Regions from separate parts of the Mus musculus genome. Here regions 1, 3, 4 and 5 are each linked to region 2. Evidence: chromatin loops called from intact Hi-C (ENCODE). Cell type or tissue: left cerebral cortex. All regions are shown on one strand. Region 1 has its middle 61 kb from the start of Gm23274. Region 2 holds the start of Pcmtd1 (protein-L-isoaspartate (D-aspartate) O-methyltransferase domain containing 1). Region 3 has its middle 120 kb from the start of Alkal1. Region 4 overlaps Pcmtd1 (protein-L-isoaspartate (D-aspartate) O-methyltransferase domain containing 1). Region 5 holds the start of Gm26901 (a long non-coding RNA gene).

Region 1 (5,000 bases), 120 kb before region 2:
AGAGAAAGAGTGTGAACTCAGAAAAAAGAGAAGAGAGGAGAAAGAGGAGGGAAGAGGGAGGAGGGGAAGAGAAAGGAGGGGGAGGGAGTGCAAGCGCCCTGAATGTCTAGATTTTATAGGGAGGAGCCTCAGAGGAAAGGGCAGCCTAGCCCTTGGGCTGGAAAGTTCTGAGTTGGGGGCAGGGTGTGCTAAGTAGAGGCCGGCCTTGAAGGAAGAACCTGGAGGCCAGGTCTGCTTTGATATGTAAAATATGCACAGCAGTCCTTTGTCCCAGGTTCCTGGAGGAGGAGGAGGAGGAGGAGGAGGAGGAGGAGGAGGAGGAGGAGGGGGAGGAGGAGGAGGAGGAGGAGGAGGTTAATAGAAAGGAGTATATAGAGGACAAAGAAGGTAATGCTATAGGGCAAATTCATCAAAAGAGAACAGGACACAGGAAAGGAACAGACCTATCCACGCCAGTCACTTTCCCAAGGGTTAGAATTGGGGCAAAGGCAGTCTCTCACAAAAATGAGTATGGAAACGACTGAAAGAAGGGGAGCTGCCGTCAGATTCTAAAGGAGACATTGACAAGGAGTTGCAGATAGGGTGGGCAGGGACAGCAGGGACTACAGTGATCCTTTTGAGTGGCAGCCACAGTGAGCCTTTTGAGTGGCAGCAGCAAGAGAGAGAGGAGGAGGTTGTGCAGATTGATGCAATCTGAACAAACTCCCCGAGCAGTCGGAAGGGGTGGGGCTTCGGGACTGAGGAAAGTGGAGAGTGGCAGGAAAGGGCCAAAACAGCAGAGGAGATAGGTGGAAGATTTGTTTGGGTAACTTTGCTAAGGGCGGTTGGAGAGGCAGAACCCACCTTGCTTATCGAGCACCAGAGACTTGGAGAGGAATTCAGGTTTGGAGAGGGAATCGGAAAAGGAAGCAATCTGGTTTCAGAGCTGGCGGTAAAAGCAGGCGGTTGCTGTTAACAACTGAAGGTGGCAGTGGGGCATTTTATAGCAGCAAGGGACCTGACTGGCCATGGTCATGGAGATTGGAAAGAGGGATGTGGGCGTGGCCTGCATTGATAGCTCAAAATGATCTGGCCTGAGAGGTGTGATCTGTAGCTCCAGTGCCTCAGAGGAAGAGAAGTGGCCACACAGTTACTGCTATGCCTGTGGAGGTTTCAAGCCACCGGCGGTGGAGCACAAGGCTTTACTCAGATCGCAGCGCAACACCTGTTGTAGGGCAGGGCTGGCTGTACTGACAGTGCACTCTCACTCACTGTAGGAACAGGGCTAGCCAGAGGTAATTTGCTGTTGAGGATTAGGGTTGGGCGGGGTGCAAAGTGCCCAGCAGTCAGCCACGGTGTTCCTACAGATCTGTGGCAGAAGTTTGAATGGCCCGAAAGCAGAAAGTGCAAGGGGAAAGTTTGGAGCTGTGATTAGAAGCAGGCAAGACTGTCAAGGAGGAGGGGACAGATGGAGGCATAGGACATCTAGGAAAGGGGAAGACAGACAGGTAGAAATGTGGGATGTCTCAAAGAGAGAAAAGAGCTATTTCTCCTTGTTTCTAACCTTATGTCCATAAAAGTGTAAAGGTTTTCATTTTATTTGGTTCTTAGGGAGTATGAGAGTTATTTCCAAGTGATAAGATAGATACATCAGTAATTTTGAGTGTGTGTTGGAGTTTTCAAATGGAAAGAATAGATTCCCTATACTAATAGTGACCTTGGGCCAGGCTCCTAGTAATAGACAATGCAGAGCCTGAACCAACTGTCTTCTGTAAACAGGCTAGACTCCTACTGGTAGGACTGGGACAGTAACCCAGCCCTAAAATCTATGACCCACTCCTTCCCCGCCTGCAAGATGCACTGAAACAATGGTGAAGCAGGGCTTTTGGATGTGCCCAGCCAATGACGACTGGTCAACACCACAAGAGGTAACCCATGCCTCACAGTATCTGGATAGCCTGGAACCAGAAGCTGGATAGCACAGAGACTAAAGATAGAATCAAACGCAACTGACAAAAGAAAAATAAAATTCCTAATGATATTTTGCTATACTTAGCCTAGCCCAAACATCATCAGAGAGAGTTAATCCAGCAACTGATATAAGCAAATGTAGGGACCCATAGCCAAACATTAGGCAGAGCTCAGGGAACACAGCAGAAGGGGGTGGAGATGGGGGTGGGGTTGTATGAGCCAGAGAGGAAAAGGACACCAAAAGAACACACTTCCTACGTAATCAATTAAGTGGATTGCCTTGTCCAGCCTTGAGATAAGGATTTGTGCCAAGTTTTATTTGAACTTGTTATGTCATGATCAGTTGATATCCTTGGGATGCCTGTTCTTTTCTGAAGGGAAATGGAAGAGGAATGGATCTGAGGGAGAGAGAATGAGGACAGAGGGGATTGGGAGGAATGGACAGGGAAGAAAGTTTAGTTACGATGTAATGTATAAGAGAAGAATGAATATTTTAAAAGGGCAGAAAAGAAAGCAGGCTGAGTAAGCCATGATAAGCAAGCCAATAATCAATCCCCTTCTCTGGCTTCTGCACCCTATGTATTACTGCCACCAGATGGCGCTATGATAGAAGTAGAAACCATAGGCATTCAGGCAACTTGTTCATGTAACTTACTCATAACTTCGTGACCTGCTCTGGTCCAATCATACATCTCTCCAGATTTCAAATAGACTCACTTAACACAAGTCTTTCTTGGTCGTGGTAGGAGCTAATTGCAATAATTTATCCTTTACCTTAGAAGGGATATTTCTGCATGTCCCACACTACTGAACTCATAAGAATTTCATTGAGGTGAATTTCACTGAAGGTGAGGCCCTTCAATTTCAGCTGGATTTATTTCCCATGCTCTAATGTGCATATATGTTACAAATTAGACCAAAATGGTTCCTATCTCCTGCTAATTTGGTTCAGTCTGCATAATGTCATTCATATAGTGCACCAACGTGATATTTTGTAGAAGAGACAGATTCCTTCAAACTAAGTTATGGCATGAGGTTAAAGAGTTACTATATCCTTGAGGTAAAACTGTAAATGTATATTTCCAGCCTTGCCAACGTAAAGCAAATGCTTCTGGTGGTCCTTATGGACAGGTACTAAGAAAAAGACATTTTCTAGATCAATAACTGTATACCATGTATGCTAGATAGTTTTCTGTCAACTTGAAACAAACTAAAGTCACTTTTAAGGAAAGAACCTCAATTAAGAAAATGCCTCCAGAGTTCCATCTCTGGTCAACACTGCTACTTGTAATTGAGGATCTGCAACAGACTTTCCAGCCCAGAGATATGCCTGCCTCCCTGGAGGTCTGCTCCCATCCAGGACAACCAAGTGAGACATTCCCCAATCCCCAGGCCGATGGGCCCCTGGCAAGCCCAGGAGCCCTGATGTCTGTCCTATCTATTTTGAGCCCAGTCTTCCAATTCAAATTTCTGCCTGTGCTCTGGGATCCCAGACCACAGCTCTTCCTGCCTCCTGGAAGGCCTGCTACCACCCACAGCAACCAGCCTCCAGAAGCATGCTATTCCTGCGGACTACCAGGAATGACCAGTTGGCTAAAGACAAGCACAAGAACACAATCAACAAGAGTCTGTACAATATGGCACCATCAGAACACAGCTCTCCTATTACAGCAAGACCTGGATATGCTAAACAATCTGAAGAACAGGGCTATGACCTTAAATCTCATCTTAGGAAAATTATAGAGGCCTTCAAAAGAGCAAATAAAAGAAACCGTTAAAGAAATACAGAAAAATACAATCAAAGAGGTAAAGGATATGAATAATACTGTTCAAGACCTGAAAAAAGGAATAAGAACAATAAAGAAAAAACAAACAGAGGCAACCTGGAGATGAAAAACCTAGGAAAAGAACAAGAACTATAAATGGAAGCACCACCAAAAAATATAAGAGATGGAAGAGAGAATCTCGAAGTATAGAAGATATAATAGAAGAAACTGATGCATCAGTCAAAGAAAATACCAAAACCAAAGTTTCTAACACAAAACACCCAGAAAATTTGGGACCAAACATAAGAATAATGAGAATAGAAGAGAGAGAAAATTCCCAATTCAAAGGCCGAGAAAATATTTTTGACAAAATCACCCAAGAAAACTTTCCTAACCTAGTGAAAGAGATGGCTATAAACATACAAGAAGCTTATAGAATACCAAATAGATTAGACAGGAAATAAAATTCACCCACCACATCATAATCAAAACACTAAATGTAAAGAACAAAGAAGGAATATTAAAAGCTACAAGGGGAAAAGGCCAAGTAACACCCAAAGGCTGACCTATCAGAATTATACCCAACTTCTCAACAGAGACTCTAAAAGCCAAAAGGTTTGGAACAGATGTCTTGCAGACCCTAAAAGACCATAGATGTCAGGCTAGAATCCTATACCCAGCAAAACTTTCAATCACCACAGATGGAGAAACCACGATAGTCCATGACAAAACTAAATTTAAACAATATCTTTCCACTAGTTCAGCCCTATAGAGGATACTAGAAGGAAAACTCCAATACAAGGTGGGTAAATACACCCAAGAAAACACAAGAAATTAATCATCTCACAGCAAAAGCAAAAGAAGATACACACACACACACACACACACACACACACACACACACGCAGTACCAGCACCAACATCAAAATAACCGGAAGTAACAGTCATTGGTCATTAATATCTCTCAACATTAATGAACTTAATTTACCAATAAAAAGACTCAAGCTAACACAGTGTGAACATAAACAGAATCCATTATTCTGCTGCATACAAAATACACACCTCAGCAACAAAGGTTTTTCAAGAAAATAAACTCAAGAAACAATCTTGAGGAAGTGGGGAGCAACAAACAAAAGAAACAATCTTGAGTAGCCATTCTAATATCTAAAAAAGTAGACTTTCAACAAAAATTAATCAGAAGAGATGAGGAAGGACACATCATACTCATCAAAAGAAAAAAATCCACCAAGACTTTCTAGAATTCTATTAAAATGAAGACACAAC
Region 2 (5,000 bases):
TGACCAAAGATAAACAAAGCCAAACAAAGCCCAAAAAAGGGAGAAATTAATAATGGTGGTGGTGGTGGTGATGATGATGATGATTTAAGCTGCAGATATAATTCCTTGTGCCTTTTATTTATAAAAAGAAAAAGGAAGAAACACAAGACCCCCAAACACTTGATTTGTCTCTAGCTACTCACATTAACAAGTCCCCAAAAGACTTTTCATGATAAACTAAAAAGCAAGCTTTCCCATCAGGCAAAGGACTGTTTTTAGCAGGAATCACGGAGAGCCTCAGACATGCCAGGAGCTCCAACTCCAGCCATTGCTTTTAATTTCTGAACACACTTAGCACATTCCCAACTCTTCCCACTTCTATAACTGAAAGTTAGTCTGTTGAAAATATTTTTCTGGGCTGAAATATTTTCGTGTGCACCAATATGAGACATCCAATACAGAGTAAGAGATAATGAATGGCAGATACTTAACACCTACCTTGTTATCCTGAGCAAACAAGAACTGCTCAAATCTTTAACTATACATGGGTTTCTCCTCAAATGCATAATTTGATCACACTTTATTTGAACTCACTACTGGTCATAGTTCCTTAAACTACAGTTAGTCACACCTGCCAGAAAATGAAAGTATTATATACTATAAGGCACAAACCCCAGTAACACATTTTTAATTCCCATGCAATAAGCAAAGTTTAATTTTGTCTACTTTGTATTCTTTTCAATTTACAGTGTTTCAGCTATTTTAATATGAAACCACCAGAAACCTCATCGAAAACGACACCAGGATAGTTTCCTACACTTATTTTCGATATTTTTGATAAGGCAGTTTCCATTCAGGAGGACAAGGCAGGGCCATAAATGCAGTTCAGGTACTCAGCCCACCCAGAAAAGCAGAGCAGGCGCTTAGTCAGGCACTCCAGGCCTGAGCTGACTGACCACAGAAGCAGGAAGACACTACTTAGGCTTTTATTTAAAAACAAAAAAGTACCAGCATATTGTTGACAAAAACAACGAAAATACCATAGATCTCTTCAAGTCTTTTAAGTTCGATTCCTAAATAAATGTGCACAATTGTGTCTATGATTTTAAGGACAGGCCTGTTTGGAATAAGACGGTTGCCTATGATTACTTTAGTAGACTGTTTCCCTTGGAAGCTAGCAAGATTAGCACAATAATGCGTGCAGAACCACTTTTCTTCCACTTTCAGACTTCTCCCTAGGGTTCACCTTGCAAAATATTTAATCCGTGGTGGGTTTTTTTTTTTTCTTATTTGAGTACAAAATTTCTAAATGGTGACTTTCTACGAGTTTCATCAAAAGTAGCCTCCTAGAGTTTAAAGAATTAAATGCTGCTATCTAACCATATGGTATTTAAACTTTATGACATAAAGAAAAAGTAAACTTTGTGTAATCTTTAGGCAGTCATTCCCTCTCATGTAAACTCTGAGGTCTAAGCAAAGACTAGCAACCTGTTTCATATGAAAGTATCGCATGTGGCCTTAGATACTGTGAAAGTCAATATATTAAGTTGCAAAATACTGGCACGTAGGCCAGGCACAACAGCTCCTGTTTGATCCTAGCACTCGGGAGGTGGAGGCAGAAGCTAAGAGTTCAAGGTCAGCTTCCACAGCACAGGGGGCTCTATCTCAGCTTGAGCTATAGAACTGCGTCGCAAATCACAAAACATACAATAAGCTTTTAACTGACTCGCTACTGAAAGTGTGAAGCCCATGCTAAACAGTAACATTTAACAATAAAGTATGTTTTTAAAAAAAAGAGTGGAGAGTTCCGTATACTACTGGCCCAAAAATCTATATTCTATATAGGACTTTAATTTTCGTCTATAAACACACTCCTCACTTGCACCGACAAAATCCTGAAAGGCTGGATGCATACATACACTTGGGATCGGGTTACTCTGAGTAGTGGGAGCGTAAATATTGGGGTTGAGGTCCAGGACAGAAAGAGGGCAGGAGTCTTGTGTCTTCATTGTTTGGCAGCTTTTTTTTTTTTTCTTACAGAGCACGCAGTACTTTAGCTCCATTTCTAAGAGCATTCCTCCTCCTCCTTCTGTACCCAAATTCTTCAGATTTGTAAACGCACAGCTGTGGTTTCACGATTTTAAAAGAACACGCATAAAAGCAATAAGCTGTAAAACACCTTGGCTCTGCAAAACAGCTCGCCCTGTCTCTCTCCATCCGTTCTCCCGGCTGGTGTCTAAAATGCCAAAGCAGCGGACGCGGACCGCACTTACCGAAGGCGCAGAAGACGCTCACACAGCGGCAGCGCCCGCTCAGTCCCTGAAGCCCCGTCCCAGCCCCCGCGTCACGAGCCTGCGTAGGCGGGAGCCCTCCAGGCCAAAGCAGCGGCGGACCGGCGGCGGGCGGAGCGCCGCAGAGACAGCCGACTGGCCCGGCACAGCGTCCGCCAGCGCCGACGCGGGAGGGCGGAGCCCGACCCGCAACCCGGGACCCGGGCAGCTGGACTGCCCTAGTCGCCACCGCCTCCTGGGAGCTGCGCGTGCGCGGGGCGCCCTCCGAAGAAAGATGCCAATCAACGGGGCCTGGGAACACCCCCACCCTCAGCTGGGTTGGACTCCGCCCTCTCGCTGAACGCCCTGCCCCTTAACCAAACAACGCGAGGCTTGCCCAAGCGGCTGGCAGCTCCCGCGGATGCCGCGAGAGCTGGGGCTCCTCCTATTCTGTCGCTGTTTTGTTTGTGTGCTGCGTAGCTCGGGAGCGCAGGGTCTGGTGACTCAGTCCGTCCCCAGCTCCGCCTCCGGTCGGCGTTTTGCCGACTGGATCTACGAGGCCACTTCATCTCCAGCCTCTCCGCGGGTCTCTGTATCGGGTGATGGGGAGGATGCCTGCAGACCCGGCGCGCACCCAATGACTGGCGGCGGTGCATGCGTCGCCCCCTGTGCAGGCGCAGCTGACGCCTTCTTGGTCCACGCCGAAGCCCCTGCCTGTGTCGGTGTCGGGAAGGAGTGCTTGTTGAGAAGTGGCGAGGGTCAGAAGCAAGGGGGAGCATCTACATCTGTAGTCCTCCGCAGTAAACATGTCGATTCCTACTTTGGGACTGTATTTTTTGTTTGTTTGTTTGTTTCCAGCACATAAAAAGACACTGCTTTCCCAATGCTGTAATTTGTAACCAAATGCACGTTCCAGATGTGGTGGCACTGGCTTGTAACCCCAGCACTTGGGATGCTCAAAGTCTGCCTGTACTACATACATATATCAAGTCCCTATCAGGAAAACAAAAGGTCTTGAGGCCTAGGTTGCTGTCACCTACAGTAACCTTGTGTAAAGTGTTTAAGAACAGAGTAGTAAAATGAGAGCTTCCAATCACTTGAAAACTGGAACAAAGTTAACTTATGCGATGGTCTGACTTTCAGCTCACCTTTATGTCTCAAGTACGAAGTTAGATTTGGTGGCCTTTTAGCCCTTAGACTGAGGCTGTGGGCCGGATTCCTTAGTCCTATCTTTGTGTCTCTCCTAGAACCAAAGCACCCCTGGACAGGATGGGATCACATAACAGTCTTTGGGGGTTCGGTTTCTGATACTCTAGGCAGAAATTTTAGCAGGTGAAAATATTTTATCGAGTGGATGTAACGGCTCAGGGTGGTAATCCCAAAAGCTCCGCAGGTGACAGCAGAGATCAGTAGTCCAAAGTTATCTGCAGATACTTCATTTGAGGTCAGCCTGGGTTATATGAGACTGTCTCAAAAAAAAAAAAAAAATATATATATATATATATACATCTTACCATAAACATAATAAATCACATGATAAATTAGGAAGGTTTGGGAGTTTTAACAGAATCTCCAGGCTGTCCTCAAATGTGAAATCCTCCGAGCCTCAGCCTTCTGAGAAATCACAGATGAGTTCCACTTCACCTGTTTTAAAATAACAGTGAGACACTAGAAAACATTTTGGTTTTCTTTTTCTTTCATTTCAGTCCCTATGGGAATTTTTTTTGTTTGTTTTGTTTTGGTTTGATTTTTTAAGACAGGGTTTCTCTGTATAGCCCTGGCTGTCTTGGAACTCACTTTGTAGACCAGGCTGGCCTCGAATTCAGAAATCTGCTTGCCTCTGCCTCCCAAGTGCTAGGATTAAAGGCGTGCACCACCACCGCCCGGCTGGGACTTTTTTTATGTAGGCCTTTTTTTCTATTGAATAAGAGCTAAACACAGCTTTATTTTTCTTCTCTTCACCTTCAAGGGCTGAGATTAGAGGTGTGCAAAAATGATGATGTTTAATAAGAGGGATGCTAAGTACTGTGTTTATAAAACAGGACCAGGGGTTTCTCTTCTACAGCAGCTAAACTGGAAAGAATCATGTAATAACTTCTGTGTATACACCTGGTACCTGCCACCTACCCATGTTTCTAATTATGCCCCACGTCTTGCCTTTGCACCTGTCATTTCTTATATATCCTCCCACAACTTCATAATCTGGGAAGGCTGGATACTGAGTACCAAACTGCTTCCAAATTTTAATGCTGTGCTACACCGATGATACTTGTCTTTGTTATATTGGTCAATTTTTAAGTTGTTTCATCATCCAGATTTATGTAAAGATTTTAGACTTTATATAGCCTGCAGGCAATTTGTTCTTGGCATTCTCCATCCACTGTTGGAGTAAGCCTGGTCCTGGGAACACTAGCAACACTTTTATTCTTCATACCAAGTGACTTCTACTTTATTACTAAGCAGAAAATAACACAGTATAGTACAGGCCTGGCACTCTGTTCATAAAACCACGCAGGCAGAATATCACAAATGTTCAGCCTAGTGGTCTTTCATCCCAGCACTAGAGAGATGAAAGTAACAGGACCAGAGTGCAAACAGTCAAGTGGGTCTCTATGAGTCCAAGGAGAGCCTGGGCTATATCAAGTTCCAGGACAGCTAAGATTATAGAAAGAGAACCTGTCTGAAAACAGGAAGGGAGGAAGGAAGGAGAGCACTACTATCTCTCCCAAATGACCTTGGTTCAATTCCCAG
Region 3 (5,000 bases), 610 kb after region 2:
GAGAAACCCTGTCTTGAAAAACCGAGAGAGAGAGAGAGAGAGAGAGAGAGAGAGAGAGAGAGAGAGAGAGAGAGAGAGAGAGAGAGAGAAGAATAAGAGCATAAGCAAGCTGAATGTTGGTTCTTTCAGGAGTTGTACTTTTTCAAGTGGTCAGCTACATCAATCCTTTAGACATTTTTGACAGACTGGAATCTCCAAGAAAACAGGCTATTGCATTTTATGAACCTTGAGGTTTTCCCAGAGTCAGAGAGTATCTGGCCCATGGCAGCCAACTAGTTTCCCAGCTAGTATTTAATTGTTCTGCTTTAAGGCAATTTTTCCATTGTGGTCATTTTAGAGAACTCTAGATAAATGTCTATTCTGAAGCTTCTATCTGTGGCTCAACATCAATATTTTCTACAAAAACAGCAAACATTTTAACAGACTTTGTGTTCCCTCTACTTCTTCCACTCTTCCAAGTCAGAGAATCTCTGAAAAAGTCCTCACTAGCTACTTTACTATTCTGCCTTGCAATTAAGGTTAAATATTTTGAATAACATGTAAGGCATTTCTTTTTGGCCAAAAGAGAAACTCAGGGGAATAAAAAAATAAATTAAATTAAATTTTAAGAAAATGAAAAGCAAGCGTTCTCGTGAGCTTCCCAAACTGAGCAAGTTTGGGTAAGCATATGCAGGCTCAGTTTGGGAAGCCACAATATGCCATTTATCCCTAACTAGATGACGGGACAGAAATATTGCTGCTGAACCAACCAAGGGAAATATGCTGCTCATCCAAAACAAACTTGCAAAATCTAACTTCCACTGACAAAATGTCTCACAGGAGAACTTTGCCTATGTATCATTTTAAAGTAGTTTTTCCACTTGCTATGTGAAACTGGTAACTGATAACCCAGGGGCATATCTCAAAAGATGGAATTCTTACACATGAAATATGAATTTAGGAATAATTCAGAAGTAACTAGGTAAAGAGTCTTCCTGGAGATAAGGCTAGGTATAAATGGGTGAGAATAAAGAGTGAGCATGTGGTTAAAGCATTAAAAGCCAAGACTCCTGGGCCAATGAATCACAGTCTACTCACTCCCTTTACCCCTCAAATCTTTTACTTATTCACCAAGAAGCCCCTTTATATCGACCAGTCTAGGTCCTCCAACAGATAGATTTTGCTTGCAAGAGCTGACTTTGACCCAGGACTAGATGAATTTGATGAAAGAAGTTGAAAAATCTCCACTGGAACTGTGTTTAAGAATAGGGGCTCTAGGAAAAGCAACTTCCAGGCTTCCTCCTGGGGATATCTTGACTCCCCCTGTTCTAACCCTGTGCCTTCTTCCTTCTTTAATGTTGGAGGTGGGGTGAGATGCCCTAGTGTAGATATCCTTTGGGCAGCCTAAATGCAAATCACCCCTATTCCTTTTCCATTAGCACTTTCTTGACTTCCAAAGTCCATCAACAAAGCATACTGTTTACAAATGTTCTAAGGATACTGTCAGAAGAAGCTGAAGTTGAGATAATCTACCCATACCCAGATAAAATCTCACTTTCTAAAAACAAAAAAACAAAAGTGCTCAGAACAACATAGGAATCCAGTGCATGGTAAAAATCCACACAGCAGTCCAAAAAATGGTGCTGTGAAATTCTCACTTGCTGGCTACTTCTAAGTGCTTGTTCCTATATTAAACAGCCATTTACCAACTACCCATTTTCCAAAATATCCTTAAAACAACCATATATAGTAACATTCTGTTCAGAAATAACAACTGCTTAAGGTTTGGGTTGTTGCGGCTTGTTCCTTCTGGAAAACTACACTTATTAGAATTAGGGAACTTAACAGCAAAGGTTGTTCTAGTGTTTATCCATTAAATGATGTTTTCTGGAGGAGTTCATGTGGCAAGGTGATAACTTAATAACTATTGGCAAAAAATTGTCACTGTTTCTATAGAACTGTACTCAAGCAGAATAGATAATGATTACTCGTGCTTGGATTCTGGAACTTGTGGAATCTGCTTTCTGAAAATGCCTTTTGGAGTCTGCAGGCAGCACTGGCAAGGATAAAAAGGAAAAAGAAAACGTTTTGCTGGCAATTTACAAAGTACAACTAGCTCTTGGAACCCCACGGTATGGTGCAGCAAAATGCACAGCCCCGCTGGTGACATCAGATTACAGCCTTGAGAATGGGTGTGGGAAGCAGGCCAGGACATAGCTGTCACTGGTCACTAACACTGAATAAGCTGAGGAAGGGGCAGCCCACAGATTCCTGATTCTTTTTCCTTACGCCATGCCAATTTTTTTTTTTTTTAATTCTTTGAGAAACCAGTGGGCGGGCACAGATGGGAAGTGGGAAGCTGCAAAGGGAAAGAAGATGGTACAGAGAAGAGTGCTGAGCCAGGCGCTCCTCTGCAAGTGCATCCTCCAAGATCCAGATGGCATGGCCTTTCTTTGCTATTGCCACCTGGCACCACTGCCTCTTCAGCGCCCCCTATCTGCTGTCAGGACCATATGACCATAATTGATACCAAGTTACCCTTTATCAATTTGCAAACCCAAAGGCCAGAGCTCAAACAGCAACCTGTGAGGTATTCTGTTAACACAATAAATGTTTTAAAAGAGCAACATGTTTTAAAAGAACCTGTTAGAGTGCCAACTTCCAAGAAATGCAAACTCTACTTAGGGGAATGCTCCTTTACCTATGCAGCAGAATTTAAAGCAGTCTTTCCCTAATGAGTTGTCAGCAAATGTCACCTGCTTTAAAAAGTTAGCGGCTGGGAAGGGAGAAGCTGCTATGTTCTGAGCTGTGTGTTTTCAAAGCTTAGAATGGATGAGGCCCCTGTTCTCTTTTTATGCATGTGAGTTAGCTCTGAATCAGAGAGCTGTACAGTGACACTTGAGGGTGAGCTGTAACATCTCCTCTTTATAGAATACAACTTATTAAAGAGGAGGAGGAAGAAGAGGAGGAGGAGGAGGAGACTACAAAGACAAGGCTCTACAGGACACTGCCAAAGAGATGAACTCAGGGAACTCTTGTGCAGCTCACTGGGACTTTTGTCCTTGCTAGGAACCTCTCCCAGATCCAGGCTGGTGACTCGTGCATAAAAGACAATTTTTTCCACTCACAGAGTTTGCAGTCTAGTTACTAAAGCACTAATACAAAAAAACAAAAAAACAAACAAACCAAAAAAAAAAAAAAAAAAAACCCCTAAAGAGCAAATACAACACAACACTGAGGTGCTATTTTAGAAAGAGGGGCTAAAGTGCTCCAGAGCCAATATCATTGGGCTCTACCTCTCCAGGGCACTTTGCAGGGCTTCTCTAGAAGGCTGATATTTCATTGGAGATAATGAAAGTGGTAAGAACCAACTGGCAAAGGGGATTCTCTCCCAACCCACCCATGGCATGTGACAAGAATCCAGAGCAAGAAAGGCAGTGGCTGGAATGGACGTGTGTGAAACCAAGCCCTGGCGACACTGCCAGAGGCTTCACACCACTGCCAGGGGCTTCACACCAGCTGGGTTCTTACTCTCTGTGACTGTGACTTGAAAGGGAAATACCGGGACGTAGGATCGGGAATGGAAAGGAGGCACTTTCGTGGAGCTATTGAATTCTACAACATATGGTAACTATAAGGGAGATTACTGTTGGGACCTATGGGAATGCAACATAAATGACTAGCCTAAAACAAACCTGCATAGAACTACTTAGCACTCTGTCACTGTACATTTCTGTCCCACAATCACATCCTAGCCACCAAATAAGGTGGACACTAAGAACTAGTAAAATTACTGTCACTCATCCTAAACAGAATAATATATGTACTTATAAAGAACTACGTTAATGATATTTTTAACATTGCTACCTGTATGACAAACATTTATGCCCCTGTATATGTGAATACAGTGGTCAGATCCCAAGAGCAGCACTAAGCCTATGGCTCATAGCAGCAGATTGCTGTTTATTTATGTATTTATTTATTGCTTGCTAGTCTCTCAAAAGCAGCCTTGAGAAAGTATAGGCAATAATGCATGTTATTCATCTTATAGCGGAAAACTAAAACAGTTATCTAAAATACATGGTTTATAACTCTATTCCTGAACAGGAAATAGAAGCACTCAGCACTCATCATTGTAGAAAATAGCCTTTAAAAAGAGAGTAAGGTACATACACGTCTCTTTGTAAAAAATAAAACAAAACTGTAATAGTACGAAGATAATATTACATAATCTTTGAACAGAAAGCCCTGTGTGATTCAACTCATGTAAACCTACAGAAGCTAATGAAGCTGGCCAGCAAGCACCATGACTTGAACGTGTGCTGCTCCCCAAGCTCATCCATTTAATAAGTTGGGCCTAACCTGTTGGAGCCTTTTTGGAAAGTTGTAGAAACTCCTGCACATGGAGACTAGCTGACCAATGTAGAGTCACAGGACTGGACTAATGCAAAGCCCTGCCTCTGGCCCCAGCTCTCTACTTCCTGATTTCTGATTGACTGAGACATCAACAGTCTCCCTTTCCTGTTACCAAGGACAGGAGCTGGTACTGCTGCCATGACTTTTCCATGATGGTGAACTATATTTCATGAACCCAAGGCCAGAGTAAATTTTTCTTTAAGTTTCCATGAGATACTGTGTCACTGAAAATGGTAACTAACAGAGTAAATGTTGGTTGAATAAATTTAGAGCAATCCTGCACCCCTATAAGCAAGTGAACTCCATTAAACACTGGGGCTGGGAAATGAAAGCAGAATTAGAAGAACCTTATAAAAACACTCTAGAAACCCTAAAATGGTTGTGAGTACAAAGGCATTTTAAAACTACAGATTAGGACTAGAGGGTAAAAGTGAACGATACCGGCTTGACTACCCGAGTGCAATTCCCAGAGCAGACATAAAAAGCAGGATGTGATAGTGCAGCCCAGCCTTCCTGAGGTAAGATGGGAGACAGAGGTGAAGAATCCATCAGACACCTAGGAGAGAGAGGAGGTGTGTTCCTGAAACTTGATCAAGAGGCCTTGG
Region 4 (5,000 bases), 66 kb before region 2:
AGAGACAGGCAGATTTCTGAGTTCCAGGCCAGCCTGGTCTACAGAGTGAGTTCCAGAACAGCCAGGGCTATACAGAAAAACCCTGTCTCGAAAAACCAAAAACCAAAAACCAAAACAAAAACAAAAAAACAAAACACTTAAGCTCTGAAGAGAGATTTGCCTAGATAGCATTGGAAATGTAAATGAAATAAATACCTAACAAAACAAAACAAAACAAAGAGATTTGCCTAGAAATAAAGTTACCGTGAATGTATGTGTCCACTGCACTCTACAGTGTCCTCTGCACTCTACAGTGTTCACTGCACTCTACAGTGTCCACTGCACTCTACAGTGTCCACTGCACTCTACAGCGTCCATTGCACTACAGTGATGCTGTAGTTCAGGTCATAGGGCTAGCTGGGAAAGGCCCATTGCACTGAAAATGTATATAGTGGTTCACAGATCATGATGCTGACTGATAACTGCAACATCGTATATACATTATGTCAACATGTGGAAAAAAAAAATCACACTAACTCTTGCCTTTAATATCATATAACTGAATATCTAAAAGCATTGCTATTATTCTAGTATAACCTGAATTTTTTTTCCCTTCTAATCTCCAATGTCCACTAATACAAATGAAATAGACTTCTAATTCACTTATTTACTATACTTTAACACACTAATTTCCTTATAGAGAACTCTTAAATTTGGGAGCCTACTAGAATTAGGAAATATGGTAAGATGGCTCAGAGGCTAAAAGCACCTGCGGACAAGCCTGATGACCTGGGTTCAGGCCTCGGCACCACATGGTAGAGGATGCCATGACACCCGCAAGTTGTTCTTGCCCAAGTCCATGCCACACCCAAAACAAAATAAATAAAATATAATAAGAAAAATAAATTTAAATCCCAAAATTTCTGTGCTATTTCCATGAATAAAAATTAAGACATATCTAAAACTGTGAGAAAATGTTGGTAATAAAAACAAAATAATTTGTAAGCCAAATATACAAGTGACTACCAATGCATAACAGTGTTAAATAAATTAAAAAACAACAACATAAGTATCTCCCCAAAGTTTCTCCCATTCAAGCATTATTTATTATACTTAATTATATTTAATATTTGCTGCCTGTAATAAAGTTTCACAAAGAAAAAAGTTAAGAACAAAACTAAAGTTGCATATTGTTAACATTTTAAAGTTTTACATATAGACAGAGAGTAACTTTTTGAACAAAAGTTAACCTTCAGTTGCTTCTGCGGAGCATGCGCAGATTCTGTGGAGAATCAGAGCCACCTCAGTAATGTCACAGTACCTTTACAACAGCGTTCATGAAATAAATTCATACCAATCAGCTGGAGAATGACAGAGATTCCACTGCTGGCCTTTTTCTCAAAAATCTTATGAATTAAAATATACCCTTGTTAAATGTTGGCACATATTTATAGATTTGCTTATTAATATGATTGACAAAAATAACTAAATAATTGAATCAAGACATAGATGGTGGCTGTTAGCAGTGTTATAGTATTAACCAGGTATAACTCCTATTGATTCTTCCAAGAGTAGAAACAATTCTTAGTTGTTGACTATTCTAAAAGCTGTGCCACACCTAAATTTCTTAAAATGTACAAAGGCAAAGTACACTTTAAACCTTAACAACAATTTCTGTGTAATCTAGAAGACTAAGCAATAAACTGTCCAGGACTTTTGTGTATAAAATAGCACTATGGGGACTGATAAATTATACATGTAGTTCAGGTTAGAATATAGAGGGAAGGGGAAATGCAAATCCCATCTTTTCATACAAAGCGCACATTTCATGAAACCTGAGAAATGCAACACATCTACCAAAATGATAGACAAGTACAAGCAGTTATATTCAAGAATGGTTCAGGTGTTCTTTCTCTGGTTTTTAGGTTAAAATTAGATGCTTGCTAAAATGTTGTACTTAAGTTAAAATAGGCGGATACTTTTTTATTTTTAGAAAAATTCCCAAACAGGATCTCCTAAATAAAGTCACTTTCCTGAGTCACACTACTAACATTAAAGTTATCTGTATACAGGGGGGAAAGTCTTAAAGCCTTTAAAATGTCCACGAATGTATTCCTCTGAGGCTTATTATGAATAAACCTAAAAATACAATGACTATTTTGAGGCTCCCACACAGGGACACACTTCACTTGCTCTTACGAAGCTGTGCACTGAAAATAATTTATGGCAGAGTGCAAAATATATAGACATCTTGGCTGAGAACATAAACACTTGCCCAAAGTAAGACCACGATTCCAATCACTTACCTTAGCAGTGGTTTTCTTTAGAGGTGCATGTTGGATTATCTTCTTCTTCAGATGGACAGATGATTTCATTCACAGCAGGGACCTTGCCAACTTGCCCATTTAATTCTTTTGAAAAGCAGCTAGGAGATCAGGGTGACCTAGCCTTGCCCTGTAGCTTCCCTCTTAGACGGATAGTCTAGGTCTAGGAGCTGACTGAGAGTAGAAAAAACAACATTCCCCTTCAATACACTGTGAAGTTGGGGCCAGCAATTGCGCACCTAATTTATTAGATGCCAGAGGACAATGTCATTGAAATTGTAGACAATTATTCCAATGGAATAAAGAAATTTCAAAGACCTGGGGAAGAGTCCTACCTTCTCATATCTTACCCGAAACAAACTGACAAATGAAATCACAAAATGTTTTTCTTAAAACATTTCATTAAAATACAATGAGTCTTAAATGACTACTTTGTTAAAAATAAGACACTTTAAAAATCTCTGCTAGGCTAAACGCAAGTCTTGATCTTGAAATATATCATTCAAATACCTTATAATCAATAACTAAACTGTTGAATTAAAATTAGAAAACAAAGACTTTACCTTTTCAAGTGTTTTCCCTTCCAACTGCATCAGACTCATCTAGGACAACCCAGGAATTATTTGAAGCAAAGTGTTGAAAGTATATAAAGTGCTTTTGTTTGTTCGCACTGAATAATCAAACCCGCATGACTGAGGCACTATAGAAACCCACATTATTGAAGCAGTCACTAAGTGTTTTATAGAAAACCTGACAGCTAAGTCATTTAAAGCCATTACATTATTCCCTGCACAGATGTTAATATATATAATTGATAGTTCACTATTTTTAAGGATTCTCTGTCCCAAACAATTTGACTTTTTGTCACATTAAAATTTATGGTTCATCCCTACAACCCCATCACTGTAGAACCTGAGGTGGAGGGTCAGAAGTTTGAAGCTGATTTGAGCAATTTAACAAGTCCCTACCACAAAAAGGGGAGGGGAACATGGAAAATTAAGAAAGAAGTGAACAATTTTGAGACAGGGTTTGACTCTGAAGCCTAGGCTAGCTTGAAACACTCAGTGACACTCCTGCCTCAATCTCCCAAGTGCTGGGATTACCGGTATGTCTTACACAATCAGTTCAAAACCATATTTGAAAGATGCTGACAATGTAGTTTAGTGTTAGAATGATCCAGCATGTATAAAGCCTTGAGTTTTAATCCTCAGTACCACTGGGAGTAAAAGGAAAAAAAAAAACTGCTTACAACTGGCAATATTTGCATAAAATTATTTCTGGACACTATTAGTATAGCAAAATACACAAACATCTGAAGTGTACTGAGAAATACTGAGGATAATGAACTAATTACAACAGCAAAATGATTTCAATACAATTCTCTTTAAAATGAATGACATAATAAATACTCCAGTGATAAAACTGAATACAGAAATACTTAATTTTCAAGTACAAATCACTGTAAAAAGTAAACCTTTAATAAATTGTAAGTAAAGCCGGGTACTAATTATTGCTATATATCAGTTATATCTTTTGAAAACTACCAAGGGTAAAGAATGCACTGTTTTTCACTTGCTAAAGCTAAGCAGGACTGTCTTAGTTGACTGTGCCGGTGTGTTTAGGATTAGTGGTATTGCCTGATTCTTATCTGAAGGAAATACATGAGTCACATAAAAGGGCTACTTTACATTTTGTAGCTAAATCTTAAAGTGGATAGGCTATAGTTCATTGGAGCAGCTCAATTCTAGGACAAACAAATTAAAAAAAAAAATCAATCAATTTTAACTGACCAGAATCTAAAAGTGGCTCCTAATCTTCTTTTTAATACAGGTCATCATGTGATGGTGACCCCCCAACCATAAAATTATTTTCTTTGCTTCTTCACAATTGTTTTGCTACTGTTTTGAATAGTAGCACTGATATCTGATATGCAACTTATGAAAGGGTTGTTTAATCCCCAAAGGGGTTGTGACCCAAAGTTCAGAACTACTGGTCCAAGACAAAAGATTTTCTCATCAGACCCCATACTACCTTTTTCATGAATTATGACTCATTTATGTGCCCAATTATATAGTAATAACAGTACATTCTATGTAGGATAAAGATACAGATTTGAAAAACATTTCTAAAATCTTCTCTCTAGTCATCTGGAGAGAACATATGCACTCTAATGACATTATAGAACATAATGGAGTAGGAGTCCAAAGAGTCAAATACGCACATATGTATTTAAAAAACGCGTATTGCATAGCTATAAATAAATGTTTTACTAGTGACAAGCTCTTCCATTAGGTCAAAGTTTACAATTTAATCTTTTTTAACTACAATACTCACCCAAGTATTCAAACCAGGACAGGTGCATTTTGTTTGTGTATTTTGTTTACTGATTTGAGGGTAATCTGACTCCGCCAAATTCCTCCTCCTCTTGTTGACTAAATCTAGAAGGCATGAGGTATTTGTGCTCACAGATAAGCACTAGGGAACTCAGGAAGGAGTGTTAACACACAGGGTTCAAAGAAGAGATGTATACCTGTTTTCAGCCGGGAAAACTGGACGTAGGTGTAGTTAATAGCCTGATAGTATATGTATCTGTACAGCCAGGCCTCACCCGACTCCACAAAAGTTTTACACTTATCGCAGCCATTCTTCCTAGACCCTTACCTTGAGCATTGTTTCTTAGTCAATAGAGCCCATCTC
Region 5 (5,000 bases), 310 kb before region 2:
TGCAAGATAGAGGTTTTTAAATCAATCTGTCAGATCAAAGGGAAGTATATTCTTCAACTGATATTACCCTTAAAAGCCACAAAAAGTACCAAATTTAATGATGAGAACAAATTAACTGAACCTTCATCAGTCCATCAGTAAAACAATGATCTGAGGATAAGAAAAAAAATTGAATCCACCACAGAAGACAGTGGATTTGGGGTGCTGAGAGGGATGATCAGAAGTTTTCCTTTGAATTTTTAAGTGACTCGTGTGTGTTTGTGTGTGTGTGTGTGTGTGTGTGTGTGTGTGTGTGTGTTGTATACATGTGCGGCTGGAGAGATGCCTCAGAGGATAAGAGCATGTAGTGAACTTCTAGAAGATCTAAGATAGATTCCTAGAATCCATGTCACAAGGCTCATAACCACCTTTAACTGCATTTCTAGGGAATATGAAAATCTCTGACCTCTCTACATGCACCTACACTCACATGTGTATAGCCACACAAAGACAAGCACATGTACACATGATTAAAAATAACTGAATAAATAAATAAATAAATAAATAAATACAGATTTGGGAGCAGCGACAGTATTTTCCCAAGAGGGATGACTCTAACCATTGCATATTCTTTGCTGTTACAGCTTATCCATCTTGGCTCCTGTCCTTACTGTGTGGCTTCACAGTTTTAACAATGACTCCATCCAAAGGTCTCCCCTTCCTCATGTTTCTAAATTTCCCAGTGCCAGAATTATCTGCTTGTTTCTTGGTTTGGGTCTGGTGGACAGGATGATCAACATTAAGTGTATCTGTAAGTCTCAACTGCCTACTCTGGGGTTCTATACCCAAGCCTGACTCCCCCATGGCTTATGCAGCCATGGACTGGATAGATTATGTGTGCCCTCTATATAATACCTATGATAAAACTTAATTTACAAATTAGGCACTAGCAATCAGCCACAACTACTACAAATAAAATAGAACAAATGTATGAATTATGTTGGGAATTTTCCATTCAATAGTTTCTGTCCACAGATAACTGTGGGTAACAAAGGGCATAGAGAACAAAGACATGAACAGGGGTGACTACTTGTATAGCAAAGTCCTGTTCCACAAGCTGGGTGACTACTTAGTCTGTGAGCCAGGCTAAGGCCTAAAATGCCCTGCTCTGATTAATAAATCCCTTGGAAGTTCTGAATATGCTGTGCAGCCAGCGTGTCTGATCTGTCTGTGCTCTCTGATAGAATAATTCTTGATTCTGGCAGTCCATTGAGTTAAAGTGGGGTCAACAGCCTGTTTAGAAAGAAGCACAATGTTTTACATCATTAAGGCTGGGAAATAGCCACAGACATTGAGTGGTTTTCTTTCTAGTCTAGTTCCTATGAAGACAAGATGTCAGCGACCCAAGGATGGCACCCTTAGTAATTTATTAAACCAATGCAAAGAAGGATGCTTTTTCCCGTTTGCATTCTTTCGTTCAGTATTTCTGGAGCCCCAGTACAGGACGGGTTCACGTGTGTCTCCGATGTGTTTTTTTTTTATTATAAGATTTATTAATCTATCTCGCGTCTATGTGAGGTCACTAAATCTGCACAGGGTGTGAGCCTGCGTGGAGTCTCTGGGAATTGAGTGACAGGACCTCTGAGTGCTCCGGCCCCGCCCCAGACATTTAGAGTTTTTTTTTTTTTTTTTTTTTTGGGGGGGAGGGTCAGGGTTTTGCTGCTTTTTTTTTTTTTTTTTTTAAGAGTAGTGTTTAGTGCTCTTGAGTATTTTTATTTAAAATGCTAGGGTTTTATTTGGGGGGTTTAAGAGTGTTAGGGTCGCCAGGCAGGGGTGGCACACGCCTTTCATCCCAGCAGCGCTTGGGAAGAGGCAGAGGCAGTGGATCTCTGAGTTCGAGGCCAGCCTGGGCTACAGAGTGAGCTCCCACACGATAAGCACACGAGACTTTTTAATTTTATATAAAAATCACGGCCGCCCGCCCGTGTCTCTGCAGACGCGGATTTCTCCGGGGGTGGGGGGGCGGTTTCAGTCTCTGGGGGCCCCAGGTGGCCCGGCGAGTGGACGTCATCCTTCCCTGGGGGTCGCAGTCCCCCACCCACGGCGGGCAGGCGGGCGGGCAGGAAGGCGGGTGGGCAGCTCACCGCCATCTGTGAGGGGAGCCGAGGCGCCCTCTGCTGGCCTGTGGGTGTCATGGCGGTGGCAGGGCGCGCCCTTCCGTTTCCCAGGACCCCCACGAGTGGGCGGGGAGGGCGTCAGCTAAGACCAGAGTGGGGTCTCACCTGAGTGAGCATGAGGCGGGGGCGGGGCCTGGGGCGGCTGCAGGCATCAGCGGCGGCACCGCCCCCTCGGGGTGATTGACACGATGGAAGGGGAAGCCGGGCCCCGCCCACCGCGCGGCGTGGACCTGAAGCCTCTGTATTCCTTTATAGAGGGAAAAAAAGCCTCAGACACTGCCTCTTGTCAGACATGGACGGTGGGTGTGTGTGGGGGAGGGGGGGGGGAAGAAATCCAGCCTTCCATTGGAAGGCGCGGCTGTCAGTCACAGCCGGGCGGGCGGGACTTCTGGCGCTATTCCCTGCTCCTGGAAATAGCAAGTGGGGAAGCTTCCTGATTGAAAGCCGCTGCCGTCAATCACGACCGAGCGGGCGGGACTTCCTGCCACAGACTGGAACTCTCACGTGGCGCGGGTGCACAGAACTGAGCCTTCCGTTTTCCCGCCTCTACCACCCGAAAACTGCCCGGCAAGGGTCTCTCCGCCTTTGTGAGCGCCGCTGTCCCGGGGACCGCGGATTGGAAGCAGGAAGTCACTGGCCGCGGACAGAATCTCTCTCTCCTTCCATCTCAGGTCAGTGCAGGTGCGGGCACGCCCCTGCCTCAGCCCCTAGGCATGCTGGGAGTTGTAGTTCTGTCCCAGTTTTGGGTTCTCTGAGCCCCGCTCCCCTCTTTTTTCTCTAAGACTGGGTTGTTATTTTTTTCTAATTACTTTTTATTTTTAATTTTTGAATGTTTAAATTTTATTTATTTATTTATTCATCTATTTATTTCTTTATTGAATTTAATTTTGTTTTTTCCCATAGTTGGTGTCTCTGGGCTTAACCCTGAGACAGATGCTCTGGCGCGCCACCCGGTGGCGACAGGTTATCACTGCAACACTCCCCTTTTGTGTGTGTGTGTGTGTGTGTGTGTGTGTGTGTGTGTGTGTTTGTTTTCGAGACAAGGTTTCTCTCGCCCCTTTGTGTGTGTTTGTGTGTTTGTTTTCGAGACAAGGTTTCTCTGTGTAGCCCTGGCTGTCCTGGAACTCACTCTGTAGACCAGGCTGGCCTTTAAGTCAGAAATCCACCTGTCTCTGCTTCCCCAGTGCTGGGATTAAAGGCGTCCGCCACTACCACCTGCCTGGTTTTGGTTTTTTTGTTTGTTTGTTTGGTTTTTGTTTGTTTGTTTGGTTTTTCCCCAAGACTTGGTTTCTCTGGATTTAACCCTGAGACAGTTGCTCTCGCACGCCACCCGGTGGCGACAGGTTGTCACTGCAATGCTCCCGCTCGCTTTTTGTTTGCTTTTTGTTTTGTTTTGTTTTTTGTTTTTTTTTTGAGGCTGGGTTTCTCTGTGTAGCCCTGGAACTCACTCTGTACTCTAGGCTGGCCTCGAACTCAGATCCCACAGTTAAGAGACTTTTAATTGTAAAGACTTTGGATTTTAAAAGATATTGGATATTTTTAAAGGATTGAACTTTTAATATGTAAAGACTGGGACTTTTAAGAACTAAGGGTTGAGGCTTACTAGTGATGTGTTTGTGTGTCAAGTTGACAAGGGGTCAATTGTACTGGCTGGTTGTGTGTCAACTTGACACAGCTGGAGTTACCACAGAGAAAGGAGCTTCAGTTGAGGAAATGCCTCCATGAGATCCAGCTGTAAGGCATTTTCTCAATTAGTGATCAAGGGGGAAAGGCCCCTTGTGGGTGGGACCATATCTGGGCTGGTAATCTTGGTTCTATAAGAGAGCAGGCTGAGCAAGCCAGGGGAAGCAAGCCAGTAAAGAACATCCCTCCATGGCCTCTGCATCAGCTCCTGCTCCCTGACCTGCTTGAGTTCCAGTCCTGACTTCCTTGGTGATGAACAGCAGTGTGGAAATGTAAGCTGAATAAACCCTTTCCTCTCCAACCTGCTTCTTGGTCATGATGTTTGTGCAGGAATAGAAAATGGAAAACAGGGTGTTAGGGGTCAGCGGACACCAAGCGAGACAGAGTATATAAGGATGTGATAACAGTAAGGAGCGTAATATATAACATGATAATAATATATGGTATAAACATATGCTTTTATGACAATTTTTCATATTTAAAATAATAAAAGCAATAATAATAATATTTTAAATTTTAAGTTCAAATTTATATTTTCCTGGATGTATGCATCCGCAGTCTGGAGTTTGTACTTCTGAATACTTTTTTAAAAGTTTTTTATATAATAAAAGTGATCTGTAACGTGTGATAATAATATGTAGTGTATGTAACCCATTGGACAGTATATTACAATATAATAGCAGAAAAGTAATATGTAATATGTAGTATAATATACATAATATATAGTATATAATAAAATATATATTTTAAAATGATATATAATATAATATATCTAATATATAATAAAATAATTTTATACAAGATAAGTCCAAGCAAGGCCCACTGCAGAGCACAGTGGGCGGTTCCCAACACCCGGTGCCTCAGGCTCCATGCTCTGTACCACTCAGGCAGGTTTGCCTACCACAAAACCATACTCACACTGAGAAACAACAAAAACAGGAAGAAAATCCTGATGTCACGGCCACTTCCAGTTACGATATGGTCACTTCTGGTCTTGCTGTAGTCACTTCCTGTGATGACACGGTCACTTCTGGTCCCTTCTGGTCACAGTGTGGCCGCTTCATGTGACAACATGGTCACTTCCAATCAGGGTATAGTCACTTCCTGTCACCGTGAAGCTACTTCCTGTCCCCGTATTCTCACATCTGGTCACAGTATGGT

What was found. A loop is a pair of places that touch in the nucleus more often than their neighbours do. Peaks named below come from ENCODE experiments on the same cell type or tissue, not always from the same donor. Only the 100,000 strongest peaks of a DNase experiment are listed, where the experiment ranks them.
Region 1: a loop joins it to region 2, with 8 times the contacts of the local background. A loop is called at or near these places in 5 of 42 quality-filtered maps.
Region 3: it touches region 2 in a loop (4-fold over the local background); 2 of 42 quality-filtered maps call a loop at or near these places.
Region 4: it touches region 2 in a loop (2.2-fold over the local background); 6 of 42 quality-filtered maps call a loop at or near these places.
Region 5: a loop joins it to region 2, with 5 times the contacts of the local background. A loop is called at or near these places in 5 of 42 quality-filtered maps.

The regions. Positions count from the first base shown.
Region 1 is chr1:7,202,498-7,207,497 of GRCm38, reverse strand. No RefSeq gene overlaps it. Among named protein-coding and RNA genes, the nearest start is that of Gm23274, 61 kb to the left of the region's middle. In left cerebral cortex, a CTCF peak has its summit at 2,536 (motif pointing right); DNase peaks (open chromatin) are centred at 937 and 2,549; H3K4me3 peaks cover 405 bases.
Region 2 is chr1:7,086,469-7,091,468 of GRCm38, reverse strand. Pcmtd1 (protein-L-isoaspartate (D-aspartate) O-methyltransferase domain containing 1) reads right to left here and starts at 2,549. Exons shown (of 6, transcript NM_183028.3): 1 at 2,253-2,549. In left cerebral cortex, a CTCF peak has its summit at 2,970; DNase peaks (open chromatin) are centred at 339, 1,037 and 2,553; H3K4me3 peaks cover 3,370 bases; H3K27ac peaks cover 2,814 bases.
Region 3 is chr1:6,480,924-6,485,923 of GRCm38, reverse strand. No RefSeq gene overlaps it. Among named protein-coding and RNA genes, the nearest start is that of Alkal1, 120 kb to the right of the region's middle. In left cerebral cortex, a CTCF peak has its summit at 2,477; a DNase peak (open chromatin) is centred at 2,280; H3K27ac peaks cover 530 bases.
Region 4 is chr1:7,152,557-7,157,556 of GRCm38, reverse strand. The region is part of intron 3 of Pcmtd1 (protein-L-isoaspartate (D-aspartate) O-methyltransferase domain containing 1); the gene reads right to left. Among named protein-coding and RNA genes, the nearest start is that of Pcmtd1, 66 kb to the right of the region's middle. In left cerebral cortex, no CTCF peak of the experiment used is centred here; a DNase peak (open chromatin) is centred at 2,237.
Region 5 is chr1:7,395,545-7,400,544 of GRCm38, reverse strand. It overlaps Gm26901 (a long non-coding RNA gene), which reads left to right and starts at 2,449. Exons shown (of 3, transcript XR_865172.2): 1 at 2,449-2,827. In left cerebral cortex, CTCF peaks have their summits at 2,171 (motif pointing left), 3,068, 3,303 and 3,504; DNase peaks (open chromatin) are centred at 2,563, 2,835, 3,094, 3,472 and 1 more place; H3K4me3 peaks cover 1,796 bases; H3K27ac peaks cover 1,095 bases.